2 separate regions of the Homo sapiens genome follow, and region 2 is linked to region 1. The links are chromatin loops, found by intact Hi-C in ENCODE. Cell type or tissue: mesothelial cell of epicardium. All regions are shown on one strand. Each heading gives the region's core, and the rest is flanking DNA. Links, peaks and the distances in the headings are about the cores only.

Evidence for each region. Peaks named below come from ENCODE experiments on the same cell type or tissue, not always from the same donor. Only the 100,000 strongest peaks of a DNase experiment are listed, where the experiment ranks them.
Region 2: a loop joins it to region 1, with 16 times the contacts of the local background. A loop is called at or near these places in 14 of 110 quality-filtered maps.

The regions. Positions count from the first base shown.
Region 1 is chr5:131,364,221-131,372,568 of GRCh38, forward strand. The region is part of intron 3 of CDC42SE2 (CDC42 small effector 2); the gene reads left to right. Among named protein-coding and RNA genes, the nearest start is that of CDC42SE2, 100 kb to the left of the region's middle. In mesothelial cell of epicardium, for the core only: no CTCF peak of the experiment used is centred there; no DNase peak of the experiment used is centred there.
Region 2 is chr5:131,247,852-131,256,199 of GRCh38, forward strand. It overlaps a transcript of CDC42SE2 not described here. Among named protein-coding and RNA genes, the nearest start is that of CDC42SE2, 12 kb to the right of the region's middle. In mesothelial cell of epicardium, for the core only: no CTCF peak of the experiment used is centred there; no DNase peak of the experiment used is centred there.

The DNA of each region.
Region 1 (8,348 bases), core at 227-8,226:
AAAAGAGGATGACGTTGGAGAAATGGGGATATGAATTTAAATAGTGTGTTCAGGGAAGGCCTCTCAGATTAAGTGCTGTATAGGCACAAGTTTAAGGGAGTAAAATACACAAATACTTGGGGCAAAGCACTTAGAGTGAGTAGTAAGTGCAAGGTTGGGTGTGTGAGTGGAACATCAGAGAAGGCAGAGTGGCTGTGAGGCATGGGGCCAGTGGTGGGAATGAGGTCTAAGAGGTAACCAAGGGCCAGTTCATGTTTGGTCTTCCAGGTCATGAAAAGACTGGTTTTTATTCTTTGTGAAATAGGAAATCATTGAATGGTTTAGAGCAAAAAGCCAAAGTATGTGGAAGAACATACCTATTTTTTCTAGTGGTTTGACTTACTGTATGCTCAGACAGAGAGCACTGACAAACCATACTGCACACTGTAGCCCAGTGAGCCACTTCACTCCTTCATGCACATTTAGCCTCCTCAGCTGTCTGGAGTTGAGTATGGAATATGCTCTGCAATAAGGTTGCTTATTCCCTTTGTGGCTTTTCTTTCTGCCATTTGTTGTTGTTCTGATGTATAGTTTTAACCTATAATAGTCAGGGTGGGGGCATGAGGATATGTGCAAGTGATGGTGCTGGAGTTGCCACAGTGAAACAGAGGAAGTGCAGTGTGCTCAGTGTTTAGATGGTTCAAGGTTACTTCAAGGGAAGTGGTTGAGGAAACGGAGTGGGGATGGATCAGTTAGACAGCTAAGGATTGCTATAAGACCTTAGACATTTTAGAAAACATCAAAGTTAGGCCAGGTGCAGTGGCTTATGCCTGTAATCCCAGCACTTTGGGAGGCCGAGGCGGGCTGATTACCTGAGGTCAGGAGTTCGAGACCAGCCTGGCCAACATGGTGAAACCCTGTCTCTACTAAAAATACAAAAAATAGCTGGGCGTGGTGTCGCATGCCTGTAATCCCAGCTACTCGGGAGGCTGAGGCAGGAGAATTGTTTGAGACTGGGAGGCGAGGGTTGCAGTGAGCCGAGATCGTGCCACTGCACTCCAGCCTGGACTGGGCCACAGAGTGAGACTCTGTCTCAAAAAAAAAAAAGAAAACATCAAAGTTACTACTGCAGCCTCAGAGGATGAACCAACAATTCCCATGAAAGGTGGCTAGAGGGAACTCTAGCTGAGGGCACTCCATGAGGGGATTTATGTAAAACAGAAAAGTGATTGGTCAAATATGATGGATCTCCATAGCTACTATGCAATAATAACCTCGTATGGCACAGATTTGTATAGAACTTCCATTTTCAGGAACCACATTTTATACCCTAAATTAGGTATGAGTATAGTAAAAGTGTCAATTTTTTTCCTTCTTCTGAAAACACAAATGTGCATGTTCCTGATTTAATTTCACACATCACATTATAAAACCATAGTCATCTCAAAATGCTTAAACTAAATGGATTTACTTAATAAAAGAAGAAAATTAGCCTTATCAGGGCCTGGCGTGGTGGCTCACACCTGTATCCCCAGCACTTTGGGAGGCCAAGGCGGGCGGATCACGAGGTCAGAAGATCGAGACCATCCTGGCTAATGTGGTGAAACCCCGTCTCTACTAAAAATACAAAAAATTAGCCGGGTGTGGTGGCGGGTGCCTGTAGTCCCAGCTACTCGGGAGGCTGAGGCAGGAGAATGGTGTGAACCCGGGAAGCGGAGCTTGCAGTGAGTGGAGATTGCGCCACTGCACTCCAGCCTGGAGACAGAGCGAGATTCTGTTAAAAAATAAAGAGAAGAATATTAGCCTTATCAGTTGAGAAATGAAAACCCTACGTTTTAGAAAAACATCATAGAAGACTGATTCAAATGTTTTAACTGTACTACTAAACCTAGAAATTCTAAAGACTAGTATACTGGAACTACCTCCCCTGCCTTAGGACTGACTATTGCTATTTTCTTGTAGATAGTCACTTTGTAATGTAGTGGATGGTATTCACTGTATATTGTACCTCTTCAGCTCCTTTAATATAACTGTGGAGATAGTTTGAATTTGTCTATATGTACTTGAAAACAAACTAGAAAGGCTCTTTTCAAAACTGTGGAACAGACAGGTTCTGGTGTTCCAGTACTGTTGTCTGTGCCCTTAACCAATTAGGAACTGTTGGTAAGCTAGTGTCCATAGCATTCGGCGTGAGTTCAAGATGGGGAAAAGGGATAAGAAGGCAGTAGAAAGCTATTTATGTTTTGAAATTATAATGCTTTTATAAGTTTGTAAATGTCAGAGAAGAAATTTTGCTTTAATGTTTTTCGGTTGAGAATGGAGTTGATCTTTATTCAGTTCAGATTGGAGGGTTTTTTTTGTTTGTTTTTTTGTTTTTTTTACTACATACCTCAAGATGAAGCAAGCCATTTCTTTGTAAACCATGTGGTTGTTGCAATTTTTAGTTACTTAAAATGTGACATCAGCAAAAGTAATAATCTTTAAAAGAAAAATTAAATCTTCTTTCAAACTGTAATATATTTGGTACAAAAATTATAAAACAGGCCAGGTGCAGTGACTTGCACCTATAATCCCAACACTTTGGGAGGCTGAGGCGGGAGCATTGCTAGAGCCTAGGAGTTCGAGATCAGCCTGGGGTGTAACATAGTAGGACCTTGTCTCTACAAAAAATTTTAAAAATTAGCTGTGTGTGGTAGTGTGTGCCTGTAGGCCCAGCTACTCGGGAGGCTGAGGTAGGAGGATTGCTTGAGCTGGGAGGTTGAAGCTGTAGTGAGCCAGGATCGCATCCCTGCACTCCAGCCTGGGCAACAGAGTGAAACCCTGTTTCAAAAAACAAATTTTTTATATATATATATAATTTTATATGCTTATATATATAACAGGTCAAAATATACAATCAAATATATATGTGTGTGTGTGTATATCATATACATATGTGTGTATATATATATCATGTAATGATATATATATGTGTGTGTATATATATCATGTAATGATGCACAACAACAAACAGATATAAGCTCCTACCCAATACAGATGATCTGTTGGTGGACATTTGAGTAGTTTCTAGTTTTAAGTTTTTTTTCTGTTACAAACTGCTGTAAATTCTTGTACATATCTCAGTATATACATGACTTTGAGTATACTTGTTTCTGTAGCATATATATCTAAAAGTGGAAATACTGAATTGTGGGGTGTGGGCATGATCAGTTTCACAAGATAGTGCCAAATTATTTTGCAAAGGGATAACTGCTCCCACATTAATGTGGTATAGTTTCACTTTCACAACATCTTCATTAATGCTTGTTTTTTCACTTTTTAATTTTTGTCAGTCTGATGGGTAAGGTGGGATTTCATGGTATTGTTCTTTTCCGATTGCTAGTGAGGTTAAGCGAAGCACTTCTTCATGTGCTTGTTGCTCGGTATGGTTTCCTCTTGTGTGAAAGACATGCCTGTTCATGTCTTTTGTACATTTTTAAAATTTCTTATTTATTCATAGACTTCCCTCTTACGTTCTGAATACAAATTCTTTGTTGGTTATGTGTGATTTAACAAAGTACCTTTTTTGGCTTATATTTTTGTGCTTAAGAATTTTTTCTTACCTCTCATTCATAAGGATAATTCACCCAAATTTCCCTATAAAAGTGGAATAATTTTGCCTTTTAGAAGCCTGGAGTTGATTCTGTGGATTTTTGGAGAAGGGATTTAATTATATTTATTTTCCATGTGGGGAACCCTCTGTCCCACAGCGACTTCATAAGAAGTCTTTCCTGGACAGGCACGGTGGCTCACACCTGTAATCCCAGCACTTTGGGAGGCCGAGGAGGGTTGATCACGAGGTCAGGAGATCGAGACTGTCCTGGCTAACACGGTGAAACCCTGTCTCTACTAAAAATACAAAAAAATAGCTGGGCGTGGTGGCGGACGCCTGTGGTCCCAGCTACTCAGGAGGCTGAGGCAGGAGAATGGCGTGAACCTGGGAGGCGGAGCTTGCAATGAGCCGAGATTGCGCCACTGCACTCCAGCCTGGGCAATAGAGTGAGACTCCATCTCAAAAAAAAAAAAAAAAAAAAAGAAGTCTTTCCCCTCCCCACTGGTATGCAGTGTACATTATCAGGCTTCCCTACATGCATGAGTCAGACTCTAGATTCTGTTTGACCATTTGTTCATCCTGGTGCCAATACACGATGATACACAATGTCTTCTAGAGTTTGCATTAATACTGTTTTGATATCTGGGAGGGCAGATCCCTTTGTCTTTGTTCACCTTTTGTCGTGTTTTGGCCAGTCTTAGTCCTTGACTATTACAGATCAGTTTTAAAATTAGTTTGTCAGGTTTTCCATAAGGCCTGTTGGGATTTGGATTAGACCTGTATTGAATATAATTCCCATTTGTGAAACTGGTGTATCTTTATTTTTAAGCTATTTCCATAAAAGCTTTTTAAAACTTATATTTTTAAACATATTCAGAAGTAGACAGTAGTATAATGAGCCCTGTGTACCCATCTCTCAGCTTCAACAACTTTAATTCTTGTCTAATCTTCACCTCATTCCATCCACTTTATCCTTTGCTCTATTATTTTGAAGCCAAATCTGAGACATTATATCATTTTGTCCATAAATATTTCAGTATCCCTAAAAGATAAGGACTCTTATTTAACATAACCACAATACCATTATAATACCAAAAATTAATAATTTGAAAGGATTTATTTTACATATAAATGTACAGTATAAAAGTTATGAAACAAATATATTATGAAGCACATATTACTCGTTAAGAAATAGGACATTGCCAGCACCCCAGAAGCCTCCTTGTGTCCTTTCCAATTACACACGTGCCTGTTCCAACACCTGGAGGAACTGCTGTCCTGATTTTTATGGTAATCACTTCCTTGTTGTGTTTTACGATTTTACCATCTATGTATGTATCCCTAAACAGTATAATTTAGTTTGCCTGTTTTAACTTTAAATGGAGTCATTACTGGTTGTAATCTTTTGCGTTTTCTTCTTTCATCCAATGGTATATTTATAAGATTGATTCATATTGATGCAGATAGCTAATTTTTATGTTCATTTTTCTTTAATGTTTTCTTGTTTGGCTGTACCATAATAGATTTTTCCATTACAGTTCTTTTGATAAACCTAGTACGCGACTATTATGCACAATGCTCTTTTGTGCATTTGTGTATGTGTAGCCTGGTAACATGTGCCCAAGTTTTTCTAGGGTATATACCTAGGAGTGACATTACTGGGTCTAACAGCTGAGGAAGTTACCTTTACCAAGCAAAAGCAAATTCTTTTAGACTTGATGTTACCATCTTACATTCCCACCAGCTGTTTGAGTGTTCCATTGTGCCATATCCTCTTCAACACGTGGTATTTTCAGACTTCAAAATTTTTATCATTGGGGGAAGAATGTAGTAACAGTTTTTTGAAGGTTAGCCTTGTATTGTTTTGCATTTTAATATGAGAGTGAACAGTAACTCTGACTTATTAATAGGTTGTGAGCTTCAGGATTATGCACAAATTAGAGATTTATTGAAGTAGTAACCCCAGTTCCACACTTCCACACCCTTTGTCATCAGCATATTCCATTTCTATTACAGTGTAAGACTAATTATTTCAGAGTACAGAAAAAGACACATTTAGATAAACTGAAGCAGATTAAAGTGACTTTATAAGACAACATCTTTGTTTTTATGTTTAATTTCAAGTATGGTTAAGCACTAATTTAATTCAGTGCTTTCTGCTTATTCTGTTTCTAGTAACTCTTACAGAAACAAGTGTAGTCAGTAGCCAACATACATCCATGTCAGCCTATATATGACTTACTAGGAGGGCTTAGTTTTTTAAAAGAGATGAAAAATAAAGAGAAGGTCTAGTATTTTCCTCCCACATTCCAACAGATCATTTTATGTGCCCCCTTTGGGTGAGCACATTCCATGTTGTAGACCATTGATCATAGTAGTCAGAGCATGGAGCTCTGGAGTTCAGAAAAATTATTTTATTATTGTTGTTATGACAAAAATAATTACCATGTAAAGGAAAAGAAAAGAAACTCAGCGAAAAAATTTATGAACAAAAGAGAAAAGAAACTTATGGTTAAATAATTTTTAAAATAAATATGGCAAATGAGCATCAATTATTTTTTTTTCTATATGCCCATTGGAAAATATCATCTTGCCTCATCTAATAGGCAACGTTAAGTGGAGTCACTATGTGTTCCTCTTAACTGGAAGATTTCTTTCATTCAGTGTGAATACTGAAACATTTATTTTACCTTTTTTTTTTTTTTCTCCCCAGCAGAGACAGGGTCTTGCTTTGTTGCCCAGGCTGGTCTCAGGCTTCTGGCCACAAGTGATCTTCCTGCCTCAGCCTCCCAAAGTGCTGGGATTACAGGCATGAGCGACTTAGCCTGGTCAAACATTTCTTTAGTTGTTTGAAAGTCATCTGACTATATCTGTGAAATTATGTTTATTTAGAAAACATAGCCTTTAATTACAAATTCTGTTATTGTGTAAATGATGTGCAAATCTCCATCTTTTCATGAGGTGGCTAATGATTAAAATGGCCAAAGAGTTGCTTCTAAAACACCAATAGCATGAATTTTTTTTTTAAACTGACTTTTGGGGTTTATAAGCCTAGACACAACAAGAATGAAGAGGATTAAGCCTTTGTCTGTCTAGAGTTAGTGAGGATTGGGTTCTGATTCTCACGTGGCCTTGATGTATACAAATAGGAAAGAAAGGAATACTGGTAAGGAACTCAAAATTGCATTATTTTTCAAATCAGTAGTAGGGTGAGACTAGGTAGTGCATTGTTGTAGAAAAATAAAATGTTTTTGCTGATATGTATCTGTGACTAAAGGGAAGTTAGAACTTAAGTAATTATCTGGGATTTAATAATATAATGGTATTTTAATAACTATCTGGGGCTGGTATTTATGATGTTTATAATATATTGAACAGTTTTAGAAGCACTTTTTAAGAATCTGTTCATCTGTGATGTAAACAGATGGTATAAACCATTCAGTTTTCATCCTCTCAAACTTGTTCATATTGAGTAGGAAATATTACAGATATATTTTATTAGCAGTTCTCATGCAAGACAAATTCTAGGTCAGTTCTCAGTTCTCGGGGTACCCTAAAGTTTGGTCTGATCTCTTATCACCTTTGCACATAGTAAAAATTCTTCTGGTTCTTAGATATTTCTGGTATTTATGTTCCATCTACTTTTGTCTATTGAACTTTCTTATAGTTTCTTGAAAAGGTGTTATGCTTACATTCTTGTTTTAGCAGATGGGATATTGTTTGTTTTATATGTGATTTTGTTTTCTTTTGTGAAATGAAAATAATTTTCATCCAATCTTAATTTTAGATCTTAGAGACATCATAGGCAAACGTAGTCAAATGCATGTGGGCATGCGTGCATGCGGATTTGGAAAACTATAATAAGAAGTTAATTAGTAAACTAAGTTAAGATCAGTGAATTAGTGGCAGAGCCTTTTGCATTTTAAGACCAGTTTTCTTTCTAGTATATTTCAGTAAATTTTATCCAAATAGAAATGAACACCCATGTTGGATATAAAGTTGAATTGTGAGACTATGCAGATACAGCACTAGGTGATAAGTTACAGTGAAACAAGCAGTGTTTCAGTATTTCAGAAAGCGTTTCTTGCTACCAAGTGTTAATTATTATCTGCCATTTTTACAGACTTAGTTCAAATGCTTTCATATATATTAACTTAATGAGAAACATGTCTATCATTTTAATTTATTCGTTTCCCCCCCTTATTCCCCATCACTGTTTGTTTTGTTTTGGTTTTGGTTTTATTTGTTCTTGCAGTGTCTACCTGGGTAACAGTTGGGTGATGTCTTCATTGGGATCTTAACATGAACAAATACTTATGCATGTACCTGTTATGTACTTATGCATATATTCAAAAGTCATTAAGATACTGGTGATAGTGTTAGCTGTCTGTGGATCATTTGGGATAAGTAAACAGAATCTCCTCTACATTAAGCAAAAAAAGATATTACTCAATGCCATTTTTTTGGCCTACCTTATGACAGATAAAATTTTTAAGAAACCTAAGGCAAATGTGCTTTCAGGAGTACTTAGCTATAGGAAGTGATCATATTTTTAAGAACTCCAAGGTTCTTAAAAACCAAACAAGTTTTTCCCCTTTTCATGTGAGGGCTGGTTCTCTATTAGAGTTGGTCAGAAAGGCTGGGCGCGGTGGTGGCTCACGCCTGTAATCCCAGCACTTTGGGAGGCTGAGGTGGGTGGATCACGACGTCAGGAGATAAAGACCATCCTGGCTAACACAGTGAAACCCCGTCTCTACTAAAAATAAAAAAAAATTAG
Region 2 (8,348 bases), core at 65-8,064, 120 kb before region 1:
CCTGGTCTTGAAATCCAGGCTCCAAGTGATCTTCCTGCCTTGGCCTCCCAAAGTCTGGGGATTACAGCCATGAGCCACCATGCCCAGCCATAAAACAAGTATTTTACAAAATTTGATAGCTATTCATAATTTTAAAAATTATTTACAATTTTTTAAATAATTAAAAAATTTTAGTACATTAGAAATAGATGGAAACTTCCTTAACTTGATTAAGAGTATCTATACTAGAAAATCTAAAGAAACATCCTTCTAAATGGGAAAATATTAAAAGCATTCCTTTTTTTTATTTTTTTATTATTATTTTTTGAGATGGAGTCTCACTCTGTTGCCCAGGTTGGAATACAGTGGCGCGATCCCAGCTCACTACAACCTCTGCCTCCCAGGTTCAAGCGATTCTCCTGCCTCAGCCTCCTGAGTAGCTGGGACTGCAGGCGCATGCCACCATGCTTGGCTAATTTTTGTATTTTTAGTAGAGACGGGGTTTCACCGTGTTGGTCAGGCTGGTCTCAGACTCCTGACCTTGTGATCCGCCCATCTGGCCTCCCAAAGTGCTGGGATCATAGGCATGAGCCACCATGCCCGGCAGAAGCATTCCCTTTTAAAACAGGAATGAGATGAAGATTCCCCTGTCATTTTTTCTGTTTAATCTTCATTGGTGGTCCTAACAAGTACAGAGGCATAAGGATTGGCAAGGAGGAAATAAAACTGTATTTGTGGTTGATATGATTCTTTACCTAGAAAACCCCAAATAATCTTCAAATTAACAAGATATCTGATGTGAAACAAAAGTCAATTGCATTACTACATATTAGCAACAAACAACTAGAAAACATAAAGAGAATAAACTGTTTACAGTAATATCAGAGAATATCAACTATCTAGGAATAAATCTAACAGAAGTTAGCCAAGACCTCTTTACGGAAAATTATTATAAAACGTTGTTAAGAAACACGAAAAAGTTCTGAATAAATGGAGAGCTGTACCTGTGTTAATGTGTAGGAAGACTTATTATTATGAATGTATCAATTGTCCCCAAATTTATCAAAATACCCAATGTAATTCCAATTAAAATTCCTACAAGAGCTTTAATGGAACTTGATAAGATTACTCTAAAATATATATATTGAAGATTAATAAGTGTCCATGAATAGCCAGGTTACATCTTTTTTTTTTTTTTTTTTTTTGATACAGACTCTTGCTCTGTTGCCCAGGCTGGAGTGCAGTGGTGCAGTCTTGGCTCACTGCAACCTCTGCCTCCTGGGTTCAAGTGATTCTCCTGCCTCAGCCTCCCGAGTAGCTGGGACTACAGGCATACACCACCACGCCTGGCTGTTTTTTGTATTTTTAGTAGAGATTGGGTTTCACCATGTTAACTAGGCTGATCACAAACTCCTGACCTCAGGCAATCTGCCCACCTCAGCCTTCCAAAGCTCTGGGATTACAGGCGTGAGCCACCACGACCGGCCAGGTTATTTCTAAAGAAGTATCAGGGAGAGAGGATTTGTCCCAGTAACTATTAATATTTATTATGAAACTAAAATTAATAAGATGGTGTGGGATTGGTGCAGCAAAAAATAAATTAACCAATGAAACAGAATGGATATCTTAGAAACTGACCCACACATAAATGTTTGATATATGATAAAGATGCCATGTCAGAAAAATGAGGAAAGGAGGATCTGTTTAATAAATATAGCAGGAAGAAACTGGATTCCTACCTGGCACTATATACAAAATCTCCTCCATTTGATTTGATGACTTTACTGTCAAAAACAAAAGTTAAAAACTCTTTGTAATTAACATCTCCTAGACAATATTAAAATTGAGAACTTTTGTTCGACAGCTTTATTGATCAGAAAAATGCAAATAAGGACTGCAGAGATTAGCTGGGTGTGGTGGTGCATGCCTGTAGTCCTAGGTACTCAGGAGGCTGAGGCGGGAGGATCACTTGAATCCAGGAGTTCGAGGTTGCAGTGAGCTATGATTGTACCACTGCACTCCAGTCTGGACAACAGAGTGAGATGCTGTCTCTAAAAAAAAAGAGCATAGGGAGATATCATTTTACGTTTATTCAAAAGGCAGCAACTTAAGGAGTCTGTGCTAAGTGTTGGGAAGGCTGTGGATCCATTGCTTATGAAAATGAAAGTTGGTTCTGGGGCATAATGGGTACTAAACAACAACAAAAACAGAAAATGCAAATTGGCAAATTGTGTCATTATCACTCCAAATTGAATATTCATATACCCTATGAGTCAACAATTCTACTGTTAGGTATACATCAAGAGAAACTCTTGCACATATACAACAGGCACCAGGTAAAAGGACAATCATAGCTCCACTTTTTACAAAAGCAAAAACTTGGAAACAACCCAGATGCATGCCCATCTACAGGAGAGTGGATAAATAATCTGTGGTACATTTCAACAGAAAATATTATACAACAATCAAAATAAGTAATTTACAGAGACAGCAACAATGTGAACTTATATTGACACATGTTAGTTGAAAAGAATAGGTTCTACACTATTACATAGAGGAAACAACAATTTCAGAATGAGCTATCAAGCCACAGAAATACATGGAGGAAACTTAAATACATATTGCTAAGTGAAATAGGTAAATCTGAAAATCATATTGTTATTCCAAATATATGACATTCTGGAAAAGGCAAAACTGTGGAGACAGTAAAAAGATCAATGGTTGCCAGGGACTGTGGAGCCAGGGTAGGGGGAGGTGGGAAGGTGAAAAAGAAATGAATAGGTGGAGCATAGGAGATTTTCAGGGCTGTGAAACCATTCTGGATGATACTATGTCATTACACATTTGTCAAAACCCACAAAACATATAATAAAAAGAGTGAACCCTCATGTAAAAACTATGAACTTTAGTTAACAAAACTATAGCTTGGGCCAGGCGTGGTGGCTCTATCTGTAATCTCAGCACTTTGGGAGGTTGAGGTAGGAGGATTGCTTGAGCTCAGGAGTTAGAGCCCAGCCTGGTAAACAGAGCAAGATCCCAGGGTCTCTTAAAAAATACTATGGTAATATTGGCTCAGCAATTACAACAAATATACCACATGAATCCAGCATGTCAACAAAAGGGGGAATTGGAGGGACGGACAGAGAGGGAAGTAGGGTTATATGAGAACTCTCTGTACTTTCCACTCTGTCAACCTAAAACTGCTTTTAAAAATTTCATTAATTTTAAATTTTTTAAATGTATTTTAAAAGAATATATAGATACAATAAAACTATATAAAAACAAAGCTAAGAAATGATTAGCAATAACAAATAAATGACTTAACATTTTGTGTATCTGTTTTATTCAATTACAATTTATCTGTTAACAGAATATGAAAGTAGAACTGAAATGCTTTTGTAGTGCGCAAAAGAATATGTTGGGCAGGTCTTGACTGGAGTAGAAGGGCATAATAATCCTCTTTGAATTCTTTCTCTTCTACACCAAGAAATCACTGTGGAGATAATTCTTTTTACTAAAGGTAATCATTTTCAAGAAAACTTTCATCTTTTCCCCATTTAGAAAATTCCCTGATATCAGCTTGTCAAACAGCCAAAATGTTAACATCAAGTAAGTTAATTTCCTTTCTCTTTTAAGTCATCAGCCTCTTCTAACAGGTTCTTATATTTTTATCTTTGCATTTAACATGCTTTTTAGTAAGATAGAATATGCAATTTTATATTGTGAGAGAAAGCAAAACTAAAAAAAGAAAAAAAATTGTCTGGAAAACAGTACATGAATAGCAGACTGCCACATGGAAATAACATTGCCCAGGTTGAATCCCATATGTGTGCAATTACTCTTCTAAGGAGATAACTCCAGCTAGTATAAAACTGTTCCAATTAATAAAAAATAAACCAGGGGCTGGGTATGGTGGCTTGTGCCTGTAATTGCGGAATTTTGGGATTCCGAAGAGGGTGGATCACTTGAGCCCAGGAATTCGGGACCAGCCTAGACACATAGTGAGACCTCGTCTCTACAAAAAAATAAAAATTAACTGAGCATGGTGGCACACGCCTCTGATCCTAGCTACTTGGGAGGCTGAGTTGGCAGGAGGATCGCTTGAGCCTAGGAGGTCAAGGCTGAAGTGAGCCATGATTGTGCCACTGCACTACAGCCTGAGCAACAGAGCAAGACCCTGTCTCAAAAAAGTAAGAAGAAAAAAAGAGAGAAAGAAAAAGAGAATGAGTGGAAGGAAGGAAGGAAGGAAGGAAGGAAGGAAGGAAGGAAGGAAGGAAGGAATCATGTAGGTACTATAATTTCAGGTTCTCACATACTATCCTTTATGAATGAAGGTTACAAGAAGCTTATCAAGGATAATTAATTAAAGTAAAGCAAGACTATTTTAAAGTTCAAAGGTTTTGTATGATACATTAAGCATATGTTCATATATTTGAACTTTACTCTTAAAGCAACATCTACTCTTAAAGCAACATCATTAGTACCTTTTGTCCTCCTGCCTGGCTCATTATCATATTCTAAATAAAGTCAAACTCCTTATCGGCCAGTTGCGGTGGCTCACGCCTGTAATCCCAGCACTTTGGGAGGCCGAGGCGGGTGGATTGCCTGAGGTCAGGAGTTCAAGACCAGGCTGGCCTACATGGTGAAACCCCGTCTCTACTAAAAATACAAAAAAAATTAGCCGGGCGTGGTGGCGTGTGCCTATAATCCCAGCTACTCGGGAGGCTGAGCAGGGGAATTGCTTGAACCAGGGAGGTGGAGGTTGCAGTGAGCTGAGACCACGTCACTGCACTCCAGCCTGGGTGACAGAGCGAGACTTCGTCTCAAAAACAACAACAACAAAAAACTCCTTATCATGATCTAGTGCCTCTTTTTGCAGGTCCAGCATCATCTGGGCCCACATGCACCCTTCCTCTAGCCCTGAACTCATTCTCTAGTTCCCTAAAGGCATCAGCCTCTCATATCTTCCTGATTTTATACATGTTATTCTTCTACGCACAGAGAATTTCAACTTTCCCTCCATTCTCGGGTAATTCCTCTCAAGCATCTGCTCTTTTAGGAATCCTTTCTGGACCCACACAGGTTAAGTCAAATTTCCTCCACTAGATCTATCTCTGTGATAATACTTCTAAACTGCGCAACTTCCTCTTCGCACAAGGGTAATGCTGGAGCCGGAAGCTGTGGTGGCAGTTTCTTGATTCAGCAGCTTCCTGACTAGAGATAGAGCCAGAGCAGAAGATGGGCAGAGTCTGCATGTGGCTGCAGGACCTCTGTCAGAGAATGAAACACTCATCGCATGGTAAGGCTGGTCTGAGAGCAAGGTCAAGATAAAGAGCCATATCCTAAAAAAAAAGAGAAGCAGCCAAAAGCTGTTTGGGTGTACGGGAGGTGAGCTTGGGAATACCTCAGTGGCGAAGGGATGTCAGAGGTAGTATGAGGTGAAAAGAGCTGTTGGAATACATAACAGTGCTAAATTGCTGGATTGTCTTCCACCATTCTTCATCACCATCCCAACAGCTTAAGGATAGAGATTTCTATCACGAAATCCCTACTACCTACTATAGCCACTCAATAGGTGGACAGCAAAAATCTGTTGCATTGAATTGATCCTATTAACTCTCCCTTAAAGACCATTCTTTAGAACTTCTTACAGGCCTGGCACAGTGACTCATGCCTGTAATCCCAGCACTTTGGGAGGCCGAGGCGGGTTGATCACCTGAGGTCAGGAGTTTGAGACCAGCCTGACCAACTTGGCGAAACCCTATCTCTATTAAAAATACAAAAATTAGCTGGGCATGGTGGCACATGCCTGTAATCCCAGCTACTCAAGAGGCTGAGGCAGGAGAATCGCTTGAACCCAGGAGGCGGAGGTTGTAGTGAGCTGAGATTGCACCATTGCACTCCAGCCTGGGCAACAAGAGTGAAACTCTGTCTAAAAATAAAAAAAAATTAAAAAAAGAACTTCTTACAAAGGATACTTTTCTAGGAAACTTTTCTTCCTCACTATGAAGGATTGTCTTTTGACAAATACTTGCGTTAGGTTTTTTTGGGAATCTCTCATAGTCACTTTCAGTGTTCCACCTTGCATTATGCATGTTCGGATGTGTCCTATATTTTCTGAGTCCACTTTAGGAGAAACACCACTGTCTGAATCATCTCTGAAGATTTCACAGGGCTTTCTGTTCAGTGGAAACACCACAGATTTTTTCTTCTTTTTATTATACTTTAAGTTCTAGGGTACATGTGCACAACGTGCGGGTTTGTTACATAGGTATACATGTGCCACGTTGGTTTGCTGCACCCATCAACTCGTCATTTACATTAGGTATTTCTCCTAATGCTATCCCTTCCCCAGCCCCGCACCTCCCCCCAGCAGGCCCTGGGGCACACCACAGATTTTTTCACATGTGTATAGAAATAATAAGTCTTGGTTGGGCACGGTGGCTCACTCTTGTAATCCCAGCACTTTGGGAGCCTGACGCGGGTGGATCACTTGAGGTTAGGAGTTCAAGACCAGCCTGGCCAACATGGCGAAACTCCATCTCTACTAAAAATAAAAAAATTAGCTGGCCCTGGTAGCCAGCGCCTGTAATCCCAGCCACTCGGGAGGCTGAGGCAGGAGAACTGCTTGACCCCAGGAGGCGGAGGTTGCAGTGAGCTGAGATGGCGCCACTGCACTCCAGCCTAGGCAACAGAGTGAGACTCCATCTCGAAAAAAAAAAAAGAGAGACAGAAAGAAAAAGAAAGAAAAGAAAAGAAATAGTAAGTCTTTAGGTGGCTGCTGTGCATTGCTCCTATTACCCACCATTTCTGATTTGCTTTAGTCTTCATTCTTGCATAATGGGTAGGTTAACTTAGAAAGAAAAAAGCTTATGTAGAACCAAAAGTCTAGTCCAATGTTTTTAAAGGAAAAGCAAATGACATGAATATATAATCATCTACTGAAGTTACTTTAAAAAGCAATGAAGCCAACATGCTTTCTACAGTGCAAGATAGATTTTTGTTTTAACCTAGTTATCATGGTTGCCAAGTATTACTTTAACTATGTAGCTTCGATTTGTCATATGTTTTGGAAATGAAATTAGAAATCTGTGTACCACTTACACCCTGATCCTCTGATTGAAGTGTGACTCATTATAACCAAGAACTGATGGGTAAAAAAAAAAATCTTCTAAGTTTGCTGTGTGCCAGAATGGGAAATATGTGTATGTGTGTGCTCATATATTTATAATTATCGCTTATCATTTATTTATGTTTATTTTAGAATTGACAAAGAGTAAAGGAGAATTTGCTGAAATACTTATTTAAAGTCTAGTACTAAGCTGTCGGGTACCATAGTCACTAGCTACACATTGCTACTGAGCACCTGAAACATGGCTATTCTGAATTGAGATGTGCTGTAAGTATAAAAAATTCTGAATTTGAAGTCTTAGTTTAAAAAATGTAAAATATATCATTAATACATTTTATATTAATTGCATGTTGAAATGACAATATTTTAAATAAATTATATTATTAAAATTACATTTTTTTAATGTAGTGACTTGAAAATTTAAAATTACATATGTGGCTTGAGTTATATTTCTGTAGGACAGCATTGGTCTATTGTATGCCATAATTTAGTTACTTTTACTATAAAAAGATTGCGAGAGAGCCGGGCGCAGTGGCTCATGCCCGTAATCCCAGCACTTTGGGAGGCCCAGGCCAGATCACGAGGTTAAGAGTTCAAGAGCAGCCTGGCCAACATGATGAAACCCCATCTCTACTAAGAATACAAAAATTAGCAGGGCGTGGTGGCATGTGCCTGTAATCCCAGCTACTCGGGAGGCTGAGGCAAGAGAATTGCTTGAACCCAGGAGGCAGAGGCTGCAGTGAGCCGAGATCATGCCACCGCACTCCAGCCTGGGTGACAGAGCAAGACTCCGTCTCAGAAAAAAAAAGATTGCAAGGAAGTTGTGAAAAGAATTCCACTATAATAATGGAGGCAACTTATTGATAGTCTACTATGCTGCAGGCATTGAGATTTTATATGAATTATTAAATTTAATTCTTGCCAAATCTTATTAGGTAATTATGCAAGCATTATTATATTTTATGATGAGTAGACTGGGACTCAAATATGTTAAGAAAATTGCCCAAAAGCCCAAGATCAGATAATCTGCAAAACAAACCCATATCCGCCTGACACTAGAGACCATTCTCTTTTTACTAAGGGACTTTGTCTTTCCACTGTCTTTCGTCTTCAGAGAATGGCACCATATGCTACCAGAAATTCTATTACCACCCACAAATGAGAGGACTACCAGCTTGTTACTTCAAAATAATGTCACATTTGCTTTTTTGCCCAAGTGGAAATAACACAGTAAGTC